Regions from separate parts of the Homo sapiens genome. Here region 2 is linked to region 1. The links are chromatin contacts, found by Hi-C in ENCODE. All regions are on one chromosome and are shown on one strand. Each heading gives the region's core, a stretch centred on a gene start or an enhancer-like site at or near the end of the contact. The rest is flanking DNA. Distances are from core to core; before and after follow the strand shown.

The links. A loop is a pair of places that touch in the nucleus more often than their neighbours do. Pooled maps may share reads with other maps.
Region 2: a loop to region 1 is called in a pooled map, with 1.9 times the contacts of the local background. The contact joins two enhancer-like sites. A Hi-C loop is called at or near these places in 2 of 50 pooled maps.

The regions. Positions count from the first base shown.
Region 1 is chr3:188,217,389-188,224,851 of GRCh38, reverse strand. All of the region lies in intron 1 of LPP (LIM domain containing preferred translocation partner in lipoma), which reads right to left. Among named protein-coding and RNA genes, the nearest start is that of FLJ42393, 43 kb to the right of the region's middle. Within about 2 kb of position 3,756, at least 13 of the 41 ENCODE cell types and tissues checked have a DNase peak (open chromatin) inside an H3K27ac peak, as active enhancers do.
Region 2 is chr3:188,574,747-188,582,209 of GRCh38, reverse strand. The region is part of intron 6 of LPP (LIM domain containing preferred translocation partner in lipoma); the gene reads right to left. Among named protein-coding and RNA genes, the nearest start is that of LPP-AS1, 9.8 kb to the right of the region's middle. Within about 2 kb of position 3,454, at least 14 of the 41 ENCODE cell types and tissues checked have a DNase peak (open chromatin) inside an H3K27ac peak, as active enhancers do.

The DNA of each region.
Region 1 (7,463 bases), core at 2,507-5,006:
AGGTGATTGGATGATGGGGGCGGATTTCTCATGAATGGTTTAGCACCATCCTCTTGGTGCTGTCCTCACGATCACGAGTGTGTTCTCATGATATCTGGTCATTTAAAAGTGTGTGGCAACTCCTCTGCCTACTCCCTCTCTTGCTCCTGCTTTTGCCATCTGAGACACCTGCTCCTCCTTTGCCTTCAGCCATGAGTAAAAGCTCCCTGAGGTCTTCCCAGAAGCCAAGCAGATGCCAGTGCCATGCTTATACAGACTGCAGAACCATGACCCAATTACACCTTCTTTCTTATAGATTACCGAGCCTCAGCTATTTCTTTATGGCAATGCTAGAATAGCCTAATACAGCCCTTATTACAGGTTTTATTTCATTAGCAACTATTATTGTTTTGCTAATGATTACACAGTATGTATGCCAACAGACAAGTATCCCAAGGCAAGGGCTGTTATAAAACTTGTCTTTCATGTATGCAGGAGAAATCCACATACGAGAAACTACCATGCCCATTTCATTGTTGTCACTGTAAACATTACCTAGCCAATCATACAATTGTTTTGTGTACAAAACAATTCCAAGTTCAAAGTTGGGAGGGATTTTTTAAATGACCCACCTCAACTTTTCCAACTGACAAGAGAACCCGGTGGCCTGGGTAAGGAGGTGACCTCTTCAGGAGCCACTTGATCCACTGGATCAAGTGACTGCTTGCTTTGACAAAGGACAACAAAACACACTGGGCAGAGGGACTTGTGCTTGGTCACATGAGTCACACCTAGAGCCAAACCAGGACTTACAAATCCAGGCCTCGAACACCTATTTCAACGCTCTCCCAGTAACCTCAACAGCAGACAGAAATTAAGTAGGCAAAATGGAGTATAATCACTATCAGCCCAGAAAAGCAAGGAGTTTCCTGAGACCTAGTGGTCTTCAAGGACATTGGAATTCTGAAAGCCATTTCCACTGAAAGGAGAGAGAGGCATAATTTCAAACTTACTGAGAAATGGGTTGTTAGGAAGCCAACATTAGACCTGTGAACAATGCAATTTCATAAAACAAACGAAAAAGGTTGTCCCTACCCTCACCCGCAAGCTGCATAAAACCAAAGCTTCTCCTTGCAGAGAGAGATACAAATCACAACAGTTTCTACAACAGCAGCAAAGGGCATCTGACTTCCCAGATTTTTAAACTTCACTGAAAGGAAGAGCTCTCCACCCTTGGCCCTGAGGGAGTCTCACTCACACTCTCCAGCTTCCCTCCAGGCACAAATGAAAGTGGTCTCCATTTTCCATAGCCAACTTCTCTTTTAATAATTTTTTCTTATTTTCCATAAAGAGAACAAGCAGCTTTGCTAAAGAACCACTGTGAAATGATTGAAGTTCCCATGCAAACAAACCATTAGCAGAGTTCAAACGCAATTTAAATTACCAGTTGTTAAAGTGCTTCTCAATTTCGTGGTAAGTTTCCAAGGAGAATTACATGCTATATACTATTTAATTGGTTGTTTTCTATTTTTTAACATCCATTTATCCCCCCCACCCGGTTATAGTTCAGAAGTATCTATAAAAGCTTCCCTTTAAAAAATTATACATTGTTGAATAGATTAAATCTAAAGATTGAAAAGTATCAGAGAAACAGCTGCAGGATCACGCAGCTCACCAGAAATTGATGGTTTTGACACCACAAAACATGCAGAATTTTAAATCTTAGGAATCACCTAGTAGTGCCCTCACTCTTTACAGCTGAAGCACCGAATTCCCAAAAGGGAATGATGGAGTTGGCCTTGAGTATTTTCCCTGGTCAGCGACAAATTCAAGATGAGACACATTATTCCAAACTCCCAGCTCCCTGCCACCTCTTCCACATGTTGCCCATAAATGGCAGAAGAAGATGGTATGAAATAGCTGATAAACTTGATTTTCCACCTGTATTTTTTTTAAGAAAATATAAAGCCCTCTTCAAATATACTCCTGACCTCAAACATTATGGGCAATGGCAAGTATCTCTCCAAAAGAGAAGAAAATAAGTAAAGGCTGATGAATGAGTACAGTTAAAGGAGCTCAAAACAAGACACTTTATGAGCAGATTCTTGGCAGGAAAAGTCAAGACACTAATCTAGATTCATTAAACAAGTTATGTGACATCAACACTGCAGATTTTCACAGTTCTATCTGGCCCTGAATTAGTGCTGCCCCCAGAGACAGAGAAAGAGAGGATAAAAAAAAAATCAACAATGTGAAAGCAAGTCTTGTCATATCTGTAAATGGAAAGGATTTCTAGAAGCCATCAGGAGTGCAGTTTGAAGTTCCAGACTTTGATATTGGACTTGTGTAAAGGATTTTCTCAAAGCTCAGGTTTCTCTGTCTGCAAAACAGGGTTAATATCATCTACCCAACAAGGTGTATGCAACCATTTCCTGGGATCCCATATCTAGCACGTATGGCACAAAGCCTGCACACAATATGCACTAATTCACGTTCACCCCTTCCAAGGCTTTTATAATTTCTCAAAGCCTATAGTTCTGTGATTCTAATTTATGTGGACTAAAACCACGTCTTGTAAGCCAAGCATATTCCCTAAGTTTGTTAGATACTGTATGTCTCCTGACTGTAAACTCATTTATTTTATCATTTGAAAAAAAATTCATAAAAATTTATATATCTAAGTACTTTGCTTTAAAAGCAAACTTTTTGGAAATGCTATTTTTAAATGGCCTCCAAATCCACATTTTGAAACACACACACTAATAAAATCCCAGTTTCATATCCAAGACCTTATTTAAACTTTCCATCAACCATAAGAAAAATTTCCCAATTGAACACTGAAGAAACTGAGGAACGGAGAAGTTAGACACTCATCCAATATCTCTAGGCTAGTAAGTGGTAAAGCCAGGATTTGAACACAGGCGTTCAAAATCAAGTTTCATGACACAGGCTTTATTAATTTATAATTACAACTATAATATGGACAGTTCTTCCTCTAGAGGTGGAAATATACCTTTAAAACTCCTGCTATTTTCATATTTCATGGAGCTTTGGGATAAAAACAAAGCCTACATTTCAAACTATTTTTTTAAAAGTTCACATTAACAGCAAGTAAATCTTTCCTGAATTCTACCTTGCTATTATATTCTTAAGTGAAATAAAAAGCTCAGAACCCTGGCACTAAGCAGACATCTACTGGTATGTGGGAAACAAACCTGAAAAGGGTTAACAATTAACTAGCTGATATCAGACCAATTCAAAAACAATTCGAATGGCCGGGCTCATGATCAAACAAATCATGGGAACCCCAGTATGGGCTATGGAAACCACTCTGGCACAACTGTTAGTTAACAGAATGTCACATGTTCTGCATTCAGGGGCGCACCAAAGAGAGGTTTGCTAACACCTTCTGTCTTGGATAACACAGTGTGTGGACCTAGCAGGTGTAGGTGCTGAGTTGGACATGCCTAGGGGTGTCGAAGAGCCTCAATGGGGGACACACTGGAACACAAAAGACAGAATGAAAAGTGTAGAAAAGCACGAGTACATGCAACGTCCTTTTGAGGGTCTAAAAGTTCTCTGCAGATGATGTGACTTCTAAACGATGCCTGAACACCCAAGAGGATTTCCACGGATGAGGAGGAGAAAAATAGGCTCAGGGAACACAATGTGCAAAGGCCTTGAGAAGGATGAGTTCAGGGTGTTCTCAGAGAAAGTGACTAATCTGGTGAGGCCAGTGACAGAGGATGCAGAGGAATGTGGTGGGACACACGCCTGGAAAGGGATGTGGCAGCCAGAGCCTGGAAGACCTTGTATCTCATGTTCTAAAGCACTTGGATCTTAAGCCATAGGTGTTGCGTTTCGGGAAGTGACACAATAGAAAGTTAAATGGTAGCCCTATCCCTTTAAGAAATGAATCCCTTTCCATGGTCAGTTTCCAAGCATAGCAAGGGTAGGGGAGCTACCTATGAAGGGATCTTCTCCCTGTGGCCCCACTCACAGAGAAGTCGGGGGGCAGGTGGCTTTCAGAGTTGCTCTTAACCCATACCTTCAGTGACCCTTTCCTCTAGGTCTGAAACTCTCACCAACATAACAGACCCACTGGAAGGCCCAGGAAAGAAACAAAGTTTCACGTTCCAAGCAGGACTACCACTCTGCCTTCAGTGAACTGCCAGTCCCACCCAACTCCTTGAATCAGAAGAAGCTGGTCTGGAGACAGGCTCCATCCAGCCTTTCTGCTGTCTCTTAAGCAGGAGCCAGAGGCCTACCCAGCTTGTACTCTATGTGCCTGAAGCTCAACATCACAGAGCTCACAGAGTTCTCAGCCAGGCCTGAAACCTCGTGACATGAGATTAGTAATGAGCCTGTGCTGATGTCACCACTTAGGTTGTATGGAATCCTCCTTTCCCTTAAAGGAAACTTTGTAGCAGTATCCATATGTCAAGGCCTTCAAAGATGCAATGCCCTCCCTGCCCTTGAAGAGCTCCCAGTCTAGAAGGAGAGATAAGACATCAAGTAAGGGAGGACAAGTGCCACAGAAGAAGCACAGGTAACAATGCAAATTTTCATACCACACGGTGACATGACATGAGGTGATGTCATAAAAAAAAGTCATGACAACAAAGGAAAGGAAAATTGTTGACGATTCCAGATTTACGTGACCTCACCGGGAGAATCAGACCATTTTTATACTACTCCTGTCAACATGGTGGGTTTCAGGGGGAGCACCTATTGTATCACACCCATCTGGCAGATGGGAAAACTCAGGCTCAAGCAAGTTAACTGACAGTGAGGAAGTATCACAGCCGGGATTCAAATCCATATCCCATGCTCATATGCAGCATACATTTGTACTCTATTGCCTCACAGCTAACTGTGGTTGAGTTAGCAGAACAGAGAACACAGAGATCACTTCTAATGGATGGGAGAGCAGGTGGTGATCAAGGATTATTCCCTTCCCAAGATGGCGTCTGTGCAGAAGTTTACAGGAGGATTGGGAGTTCTATGAATGAAGATTGGAGAGGTTATCTCAGGCTAAAGGAAAGGCATGTGCTAAGGCATGAAGGTGAGAAAGTGCAAGATATATCTGGGGGTTGGTAGGAAATGTGTTTGATTTAAAGATATGTAAGCAGGAGCATCAAGGACCCACATGGACCCACAGTGGACCGATGTTGGTGTCCATTTATGACAGGTCCTGGATACCAGGGGCAGGAGTTTTTACTTAATACTGTTAAGTACTAGAAAAGTAATAAATGTTTCACAGCAAAACTGTGGCATGGTTTCAGCTTTACTTGGGATTCTGTGCTCTAACAGTAGGGCTATGCAAATAGCCTTTCAGCACCTGAGCCAGGGTCAGGAATAATGCGCCCTTGGGTCCTTTCAGGTCAATATACAGAAAGACATTGTTCCCTGGCTATGACTTCAGAGGTAAGAAAATCTACACCTATTTCATAGAGCCTGACCATCATCTTAAGAGCCTCCGTGACTCATTAAATATTAAATTCCGGGCCCCGGCTAGAGCACAGGTACCCTCAATTGGTAAACACAGCATGGGGAACAGGATAGAGTCAAAGAATAAAAGGAACTGTGCTTGACCCTTGGATTCTACACTTATTAACTATGGAATTTTGAGCAACTTACTTCCTTTTATCAAGGGTGCAGTTTCTTCATTTGTAAAATGGAAACGATAATATGTATACAGCTAGGTTCTTGTGAGAACAATCAAGTTGTGAGATTAAATATGAGGACGTGTGATTCCTACACGCAGGCTAACATGTTTAGAATAAATCCCCCCCACCCCGCCCCTAAAAGCCACCATGTTGAAAGGGTAGTATAAAAACTGCCCCATCTTCCTGGTAAAGTGATCTAAATCTGGATTTGTCAACAATTTTTTCTTTCTCTGTTGAAAATTGAGCTGTATTCCCCAGGCAAGTCATTACATCTTTTTGTGCCAAATTGTTTTCATCTTTTAAATGACCCAGTAATCCCACTTTGGGCAATATACATAAGGGAATAATCCAAAAGGAAAAAAGAAGGCAATTTGTTCAAAGATGTTATTCATAGTGCTATTTCTGGCTCTTTATATATCCCCCTATTATAGCACTTATCTCACTGTGCTGTAATTATCCACTCCCCTTCCATACGCCTCCAAATTATCTTTGAATCAATCCCCAGCACCTAGCACAATGCCTGGCATACAGTAAGAACTCAATAAATGTTTGTCAACTCAATGAATAGGTAATATAAAAGAAATTTTAGAAGAAACTTGAATGAGCAATAACAAAACACTGTTTTTAAGAGATTATGCTAATTATTTGAAAACCTGGTAACTACAGACTGCAAGAGGGGCGCATGAGAAAGCCTCAGAAATGAGTTTTAGATGACTTAGTGTATGATTTCTGAGCATCTCTGGGCTTAGGCTGATTATAGTATAAGATTGCCAGGGGATACACAGGAGGATGAGGTCACAAGCTAAGTTGCTTTGGCCTGGTGGCTAGAGGATGGGGCTTGGTCAGAATTTTGGATTCTCTACCTGATTCAGCCACTACCTAACTTCTCCAAGACCTGAAAAATGAAGTATCTGCAGGAAAGCCCAGCCTGTTAAAAGGAATTACAGGGAACTGCCAAAGGGCAGCAACTGTGAATTCAAATGTAAATGAAAAAAGAGGGCTGGTAGGTGCCCTTGGACCGCAGTCCAGTCCTCAAGACAAGGAGAGGCTTTCAAACCCCAGCTCTTCTGGGCTCCCACTGAGCCTTCCAGACCCATCTCACATGGAGATTGAAGATTCCTTACCAGGGAGTTTACAGGAGACAGAAATCTCTGCATGAACAGACAACACCATGAAAAAACAACATGTTAAATACAGCCCATAAAGTCAGCATCACTCTGAACGTTCCTCATTCTTGGTGGGAAAGAATGTTTTACAAAAATACCCAGGGAGAGCAAAGGAAGCTGCACGTTCTGCAGGGCTTATTTTGGGGCGTTCCAACAGCTCTCAGCTGGGAAGCCAAAGGCAGGAAGCCACCATCCTCTGTGCACTGGCCCAAAGCTCAAGGTTAGAAACTAAATGGGAGAGGGGTGAGAAACAGATACTCTTTGGTCTTGGAACGCCAGCTGCTTATCTGGGCAACCCCCTAGGGCACCTATTTTCATTTCCCTCTGAGTATCCCAGATTCCTGCCCATTTAGCTCAGCATTTCTCTGAAGGAAATCACACTTGAGATCCTATAGACGATCACTCCCAAACATGCCCCAAACTTACCTCTCCTGCCCAACTTCTATGCCCTAGTCAAAGTTACCACCACATCACACCTGAATTACGGTAAAAGTCTAGCCTAACCTTCTTGCTTCTACCCTTGACTCCCTTTTACTATCAGGTTCCCTCCACAGCAGCTGGAAAGATGCCTGTAACACATAACCCATCACATCTGGACTCAGGTCTAAGAAGCTCAGGTCTCTCACTTACCACCACCTGCTAGACCCTA
Region 2 (7,463 bases), core at 2,205-4,704, 360 kb before region 1:
CAGCCTGGGTGACAGAATGAGAGTCTGTCTCAAAAAAAAAAAAAAAAAAAAAAAAGAAAAAGAAAAAGGTAAAACGACATTCAAGGAGAGGGAGACGAAGAGCCACTAAGGAGAGCCCTGAAGTGAAATTGTTCAGAATGGTAGGAAGAAAACCAACAGAGTGTGGTGTGCAATAACTGTGAAAAGTTGGCAAGATGGCCTGACTGTGCCACAGATTTACATAAGGGCAAGTACAAAAGGGAAACTCTGAAAAAAGCCTACCGAAAGAAGGTCATGTGTTGGAAGAGTCGGCTGAAGTATTGAACCACAGACTGTAAGTTGGATAATAAAGGAAATATAAGAGACTGGTGAGGAAAAAGAAAGGTAATAGAAGGTAAATATGCTGAAGAAAAGTAGAATAGGAGTTACCTGAATGAGAGAGAGTGCTGGAAGAATGAGGGGTTGTGTTCCGAGGCTGGTTTTAATTTTTACGATTTAGGAGGTAAAATAGAGCGAAGCAATGATAAGATCCAGGGTATAACCAGGGGCTGTAGAGGCTGCAGCTGAATGGAGATGAGAGTTACAGATGAGTGAGTTGGGCCCTGAGCCTCCCAACAGGACTAACAGCCTGGGTAGTGGCAGGAGAGAGTTGAGCCACTTGTCCTGTGGTCAATGAGTAAAGTCCAGGACCAGGACATTAATGAATGACAGCAATGTGGAGAAAAGACCATTTAGTCGAATGTCTCTAACCTTCAAGCAGAATATAAACAGTACTAAATTGCAAGTTAAGAATGCAAGAGAGACAATCAACTCTGTATTTAAAACTAATACAAAAGACTGTCTGACCCACTGTGGTTCTGTTTCCAGGGCAGACTGGTGGAGCCTATCCAGGTCCAAGTGTGCCCGAGGTAAAATGCCAGTCTGTCCACATTTACTGTTCCCTAGACCTATCATCACTTCCAGTCACCATCTCCAACGACAATGCTGGCATTCTCATGGTTCTGCTTGAACCTTTATGCTCTTCCTGGACTTTTTTTGCCCTGAGGTATCTGTTGCTTCTCTACCACAGATTTAAATTCTGTAGAAAAAGACTACCCTCCTGTGATGGTCCATTTGTGTGTTAATTTTTTCAGGCTAAAGTCTCCATTTATTCAATCAAACTCCAATCTAGATGTGGCTGGGAAGGTGTTTTGTACATGTGATTAAAGCCTCTAATCAGTTGATTTTTAAGTAATGAAGAGTACACTAGATAACCTGGTTGAGCCTGATTCAATCAGTTGAAAGGTCTTGGAAGTAGAGCTGAGGATTCCTTAAAGAAGAAGGAATTCTCATTGTGGCAAGTAGCTTCATCTCATGCCACGGAGTTACAGCCTGCCCTTCCTAATTGCCTAATCTGTAGATGTTAGATTGCCTAGCCAGCCCACAAAATCATGCAAGCTACTCCTTCCCAATTAATGTCTTAATATATATCTTCTACTGATTCTGTTTTTCTGGCACTATTTTCTGTAGCCATCATCCATCATATAGGCTAATCTTTGACTTTTGGTGGGAAACAAACCATTCATAAGGGGTGCTGATGTTGCTGCAAGACCAATATGTAGACCACTCTTGCTACATAATGATTCCCACCCTAAATACAACAAATACTGCTTCTGAAGAAACATGCCTTCCTAGTATAAGCTGAGAACACTACCAGTGAATTTTCATAAGGACCTTTCAATAAGATGGAAACTCTCTGAATCCTTTAGAAGGTGTCAGCCATCTCATAAGGAGAAGGAAAGAAAGTACACAACATAAAAAGCTACCCCAAATGTCTTAATACTCGTATAGACAATGAGGTCATCAAAATCAGGAAGAGACCAGCAAAAGGTAGAGAAAAACATGATTAAAGAGGCAGAGGTTCTTGATCTTACTGATAATCTTTTATAAATTTTATCTGCCTATAATTATAATTAAATACTAAATGTTTTGAGTAAGTTTTTTTTTTTAATTGAGAAACAATTCTATTGAGAAAATACTTAATTTCAAGAGTATGACTCTCATGGAAAATATAACACAATTATGTTATTTTTCTGGTTAAAATAGGTGTTGGTACCTTGTCAATTCAGTTATTGCACGGTAGTACTATGGTTTGTATAAGCCGAGGTTTAAACCTGAGATCTTAACACATTGGGGTTTTTATTTTATTTTATATATGTGTGTTGTGTGTGTGTATTTGCTTATTTAATTAGAGGCAGGGTCTTGCTCTGTCGCTCAGGCTGGAGTGCAGTGATACAGTCATGGCTCACTGTAGCCTTGACCTCCTACCTCCTGGGCTCAAGCAAGCCTCCTACCTCAGCCCACCCCCAACCCCCCCAACCCCCAATGAGAGTGGCTGACACAACAAGTGCATGCCATCATGCCTGGCTAATCCTGGCTATTTAAAAAACTTTTTGTAGAGACAGGATCTGACTATGTTGCCCAGGCTGGTCTCAAACTCCTGTGCTCATGGGATCATACCGCCTCAGCATCCCAAAGAGCTCAGATTACAGGTGTGAGCCACGGTGCCCAGCCTCACTGGGGTTTAAAAAAAAAAAAAAGCGAGATTTAGAATTGTTAATAAAGTTAGATATTCAGTTACTAGAAGTACTATATTTAAAAATAAAATTTTAACACGATTGCTTTTATTGCTCTTTAATTTTAGTGTAGTTTTGTCCAGTTAACACAGAAACATGATGAACATGTATGATCTTTCTGTTTTGAAATAATTTAAGTAATTACAGAATGTTTTTAACATTTCAACATGTTAAGACCTTAATATGACACCCTTATTGTTCACATGATACCTGAAGTTCCAAAGAGGACACATTACTTTTCCAGTGTCATAGAGATTGGGTGGAACCCAGTCTAGAATGTCACTTTCCGACCTTTTTTCCCAGTGTTCTTCCCACTGCTCAGTGTTGAGTAAGAGAGTTTTAAAACAAATTCACACACACACCTCCATGTTCCCTGCTCTCCCCACCCTTAGTAAAATCCCCTGGGATGCTTTTGGCAGGATTCAGCGATGGCTTTGGCAGCTCTAGCCACGTTCCTGGAATCCATCTGCAAGTGCTGGTCAGCAGAGCCTGCTTCATTCCCTTTTTGGTATTAGTCAGTAAAGGTTAAGTGTATGTGAATTATCATAAGTTTATTTTTAGTCTCCCACTACCCCCTTTTTTTTTGGTAAGTGATCAATGACTACCAGGCACAGGAAATACATTTCACTGAATGATTTTCTAAAATCAAAACTCCATCTGGGCTGGAACTGAGACAGGATTAGGAATGACCATTTATAACATTAATATCAGCTACACTAAACTACTGAAAGATGCTTAGAGTGGGGAAAGGGTCTTCACCTTTGCCTGAAAGTACTTCCAAGGCTGAATCCTGGCTCCTCTGCTAGCCAATGTGTTGTGTGTAATAGCAGCACATGCAGCTGGTGATCACATTGTGACTCAGTGCACCACGGGGAGAGAGGGTCGGACGGATGAGGAACTAACTCAGAATTGTAGAACAGAAGTCTCAGCTAGCAAGTACTAAATGTGGTCTCCTTAGTTGAACAAATCAAGTTGAAAGAAAAAAAAAAGTGAGGGAATGAGTTGCTAAAGTTAGTTTCCTTAAAGTGAGAGATAATATTTCCCCTTTAAAAAGTAAGACACACAAAAAAACCTGTCGCCTTCATTGTGGATTAAGTTAATATTATAATAACTAAAACTAGTAGCATAGCATGGACTGATGAAGACAGTATTATAAAATGAAAATTAGTGTCAGTATAGCAGGGGTAGTCCTGGGATGGGGAGTAAAATTCATAGCCACAGCCATCTGGAGAAAGAAGAAAATAAAGTATATAAGCTTTAGCTATTAGGGACCCAAACTCCTGGCTGCTAGGAAGGAGGCCAATCAAGATTTTATGAACCTTAAAAGAAAAAAGGAAAGGAAGAGAAGGAAAGTGGGGAAAGGGCAAGGGAATGAAAGGAAGGAAGGGAAGAGGAAGGACCATAGTGGCCACTCCACTTGAAAGGGGTTTACTGCAACCACCAGTCTTATGTGTAAATGCTCTCTCTCTTCAGGGTAGTAGGCAAGGATGGTCACTCTATATTGAAATTATTATTAAAAACAATAGTTATATCTTTGTTTTGAGATAGATTCAAGTACAGAGACAAGGACAAGCCATCATCTTTCAAAAATCTCATCTCTTTTTCTACTGTAGTACATTTAAGATCTAGGTTTCACAGTTTATTCTGTGAAAGATTCTGGTTAGTGACTTTCTGGAAAGAAGGAAGGCGGCAGGGAGGGAGGAGAGAGAGAGGGAGATGGAGGTGGGGAGAGGAAGACAGAAGGGGGAGAGGAAAAGAGAGAGAGAGAAAGGGCAAGAAAGAAGAAGGAAGGGGAGGGGAGGGGAGGAAGGAGGGAGGGAGGGAAGGGAAGGACAGAAGGAAGGAAGGAAGGAACGAAGGAACGAAGGAACAAAGGAAGGAAGGAAACCAAAGAGAGGAGAGGAGGGAAACAGTAGAAAGGAAGGGAGGGAGAAAAAATGTAATAGTTTTTAATTTGCCTTTGTAGATATTTATTACTAAAGTTTTTTTACTTGCAAAACATATGTATATACATACATATACTTATATAAATTTATTAAAATATATAGTATACATACATTTATAAATATATTAATTACTGTATGTAAAACAAAAGCAAAGTAGGCTCATTAGAGAAAATTTAAAGATAAGTAGAGAAGTATAGAAAGAAGCCTGTTCCCAAAATCCCAGAAATAACTGGTTAGTGTATATTGACCATTAGATTTCAAGAAATACACACATGTACTTCTATATGTATGAAAATATATTCACAATTCAGATAACATATAGATTTGTCAATCATATTAGGCATGGAAGTAACTAGGGTGTATGTCTTATTTCACATAAGAGAAAATTAGATGAGAATAATTTGTTATTGTCAGGGAAATAACAGAATTAGGATTTTTTAAATCCAAAGCCCTACAATTATACATAATGAATAGCAAAGATATTTTCAGATTAAGTCTTACAAATCTAGAAAGTGTGAGGCAGAAAAAGCCAGTGTTTGAGAGCTCAGTGATCTTAAAAACAGCTACTGTCTTACAGGGGATTATTGCCACTTTGCCACTTCCAAAATGCTTCTTACTCCTTTCTACACAACACGTCTGTATGATTGCCAATGTTATCCTTCCATTTTACCCAAGGGGAAATGAGGCTCCAAGATAACCACGCTGATTAATGTCACCAACGCAGTAAATCATGGAGAAAGGACCTGGATGTCTGAAAACAAATTATTTTACAAGTGGAAAAGTTAACAAAGAATGTACAATGTTTTCTGAAAATGTGTAATTCTCTTCATCGTTTTGAACTGTGACTTCTGGAAATCTGCTCACTGGTGATGGAGATAGTCACGGAAGTATCACCCATCAGGACACAGTAAGATGCAGCCTCTTCTCCTCCCTGATTACTCTCATTTTGGACAAAATATGCCTACGATATGTAGCAAGACTAACATAATTTTCCTGTTAGAACTTCAAGAATTAAGATTCAGTGTTGCTAATCCTTGATTTGTTTTCTGCGATACAGAAGACAGGCCCTGAGACTCTGGTGACTTGGTGGTATAAAGTGAAGAGCACTGGACTGCAAATAAGGAATCCTGTACTCAGAACCCTGCATCACAGAATAGCCTTGCAAATGAGCAAGCCCGTCTCCTTACCTTTACCTACTCTACAAAACAGAAAATAAAGCGGATGAAAATCATAGAGGTACTAGGTAATGTGCCTGGCGCCATGTGTGTTATGCAGAATGAACCACTCAACATTCTACCAGCCTACCGTTTACCATCTCAGAGAGTGAGCCCACAACCCACTAACATATAATGAATGTCCTTTCCTCCAACCTGGTACCACTCAGTTCAACAGTGGCCATATCAATTCAATTGTTTAAATTCTGTGTACTTAAAGGAAATGCACCAATTGGTTTGAACTAAAGCAAATTCCTGCCCTATTAGAAGTGTGCAAAGACCAAAGAATATCAAAGGGCTACGACCTTTCCTGAATCAAGTCTGGATTTAAACCAATGGCCTTAAATAAAATAAGAAATACTAAAATAGAGAACATTAGCCTCAGTAGTTAAGAGCAGGGCTTTAAATCAGTGGACCTTGTGTGCTTGGGGGTGGAAAGTATCCAGATGACAGGCTTCTTCTCCAATAGGGCTTCTTTCCAAACATTTCCATGCATGTCTACTCACTACTGAAAGCTCAGGGTCCTAAAAGATCATCACATTTTATTCCTCAAATCCAGTCAATCACATAGAGGCATTTTCTTGTTTGGCTTGATAGAATAGATGAGAATGATCCCACATGATCCTAAGAGGCAGGAACAACTGGTGAGAACCCATTTCTCAGCATGCTTCAATCAAGAAGTCCACGTCATCAGCAGCGCTAATTTAATTTAAAAAAAGCGGTGGTGCTATAATTGGCTTGCCATTCTAGCTAGTGGGTTTCCAGGGTAACCGTGTTCTTGCCACAGATAAAATCTACCTAGTAGCACAAAGACTAAGGGTTTGAGAAGAGTCAGCATCAAATGAGAGGTCAAGAATTCAGCCTGAAGAGAGCTACATCAAAAGCATATTTAGTTAAGGTGGACCGGATCCAAAATCTGAGCCCTGCCACGTACTAGCTGTACCATTTCAGAAAAAAATATTTAACTTCTCTAGGCCTTGTTTCCTCATCTGCAAGATGAACACAATAATGGAACCTGTTCTTGTAGGATTGTTACAGGAATAAAACAGAGAACTTAAACATTAATTTGTACATTTTAAATCCAGACTAAACGTAAAATAAATAAATAAGACTATGACAGATGTCCCTAAACCTAGACATTCAGAGACTAGGAAAACTAAAAACAAAAAATCAAAATAAGTTTTGTTTTCTTTTTAATTTACAACTTCAGAGAAAAAGCATCCTGAAAGCTTCTGAAAAGAGCACAAAATGGCTTGTAAAACTACGTTGTTATACAGCAGTGCTCATGTTATTACTGCCTCCCAGGACCTGACTCCTGGGAATATGCTGCCATGTCAGAGGCAATTTGGAAAGTCTTAATTGAGGAGAGCCACAGCTTTTCAGGCCGCAAATTAAGGATGGGGAAACCTTCCTTGCTTAGGGTGTGACAGCCAACTGGAATGTTTCATAGCTGTAAATACAGCAGGCCCATTTACCACGATTCCCCTCAAGGAAGAGACTCATCTGCCGCAAACGTAACAGTGATGAAAAAAAGGGGGAAATTTTGCCTCTGAATGAAAAAAAAGACAGAAAAAAAGTGAGCAGTTTGAAGGGGTCTTTAATGTGTAAATTTCAGGAGGAGGGTATCACTTTTATTGTCTTTATTTCTATTAGAAAAGATATCTGAAGATGAATGAGTATAAGCTTCAGCTGTAAAATCCATCATGTTA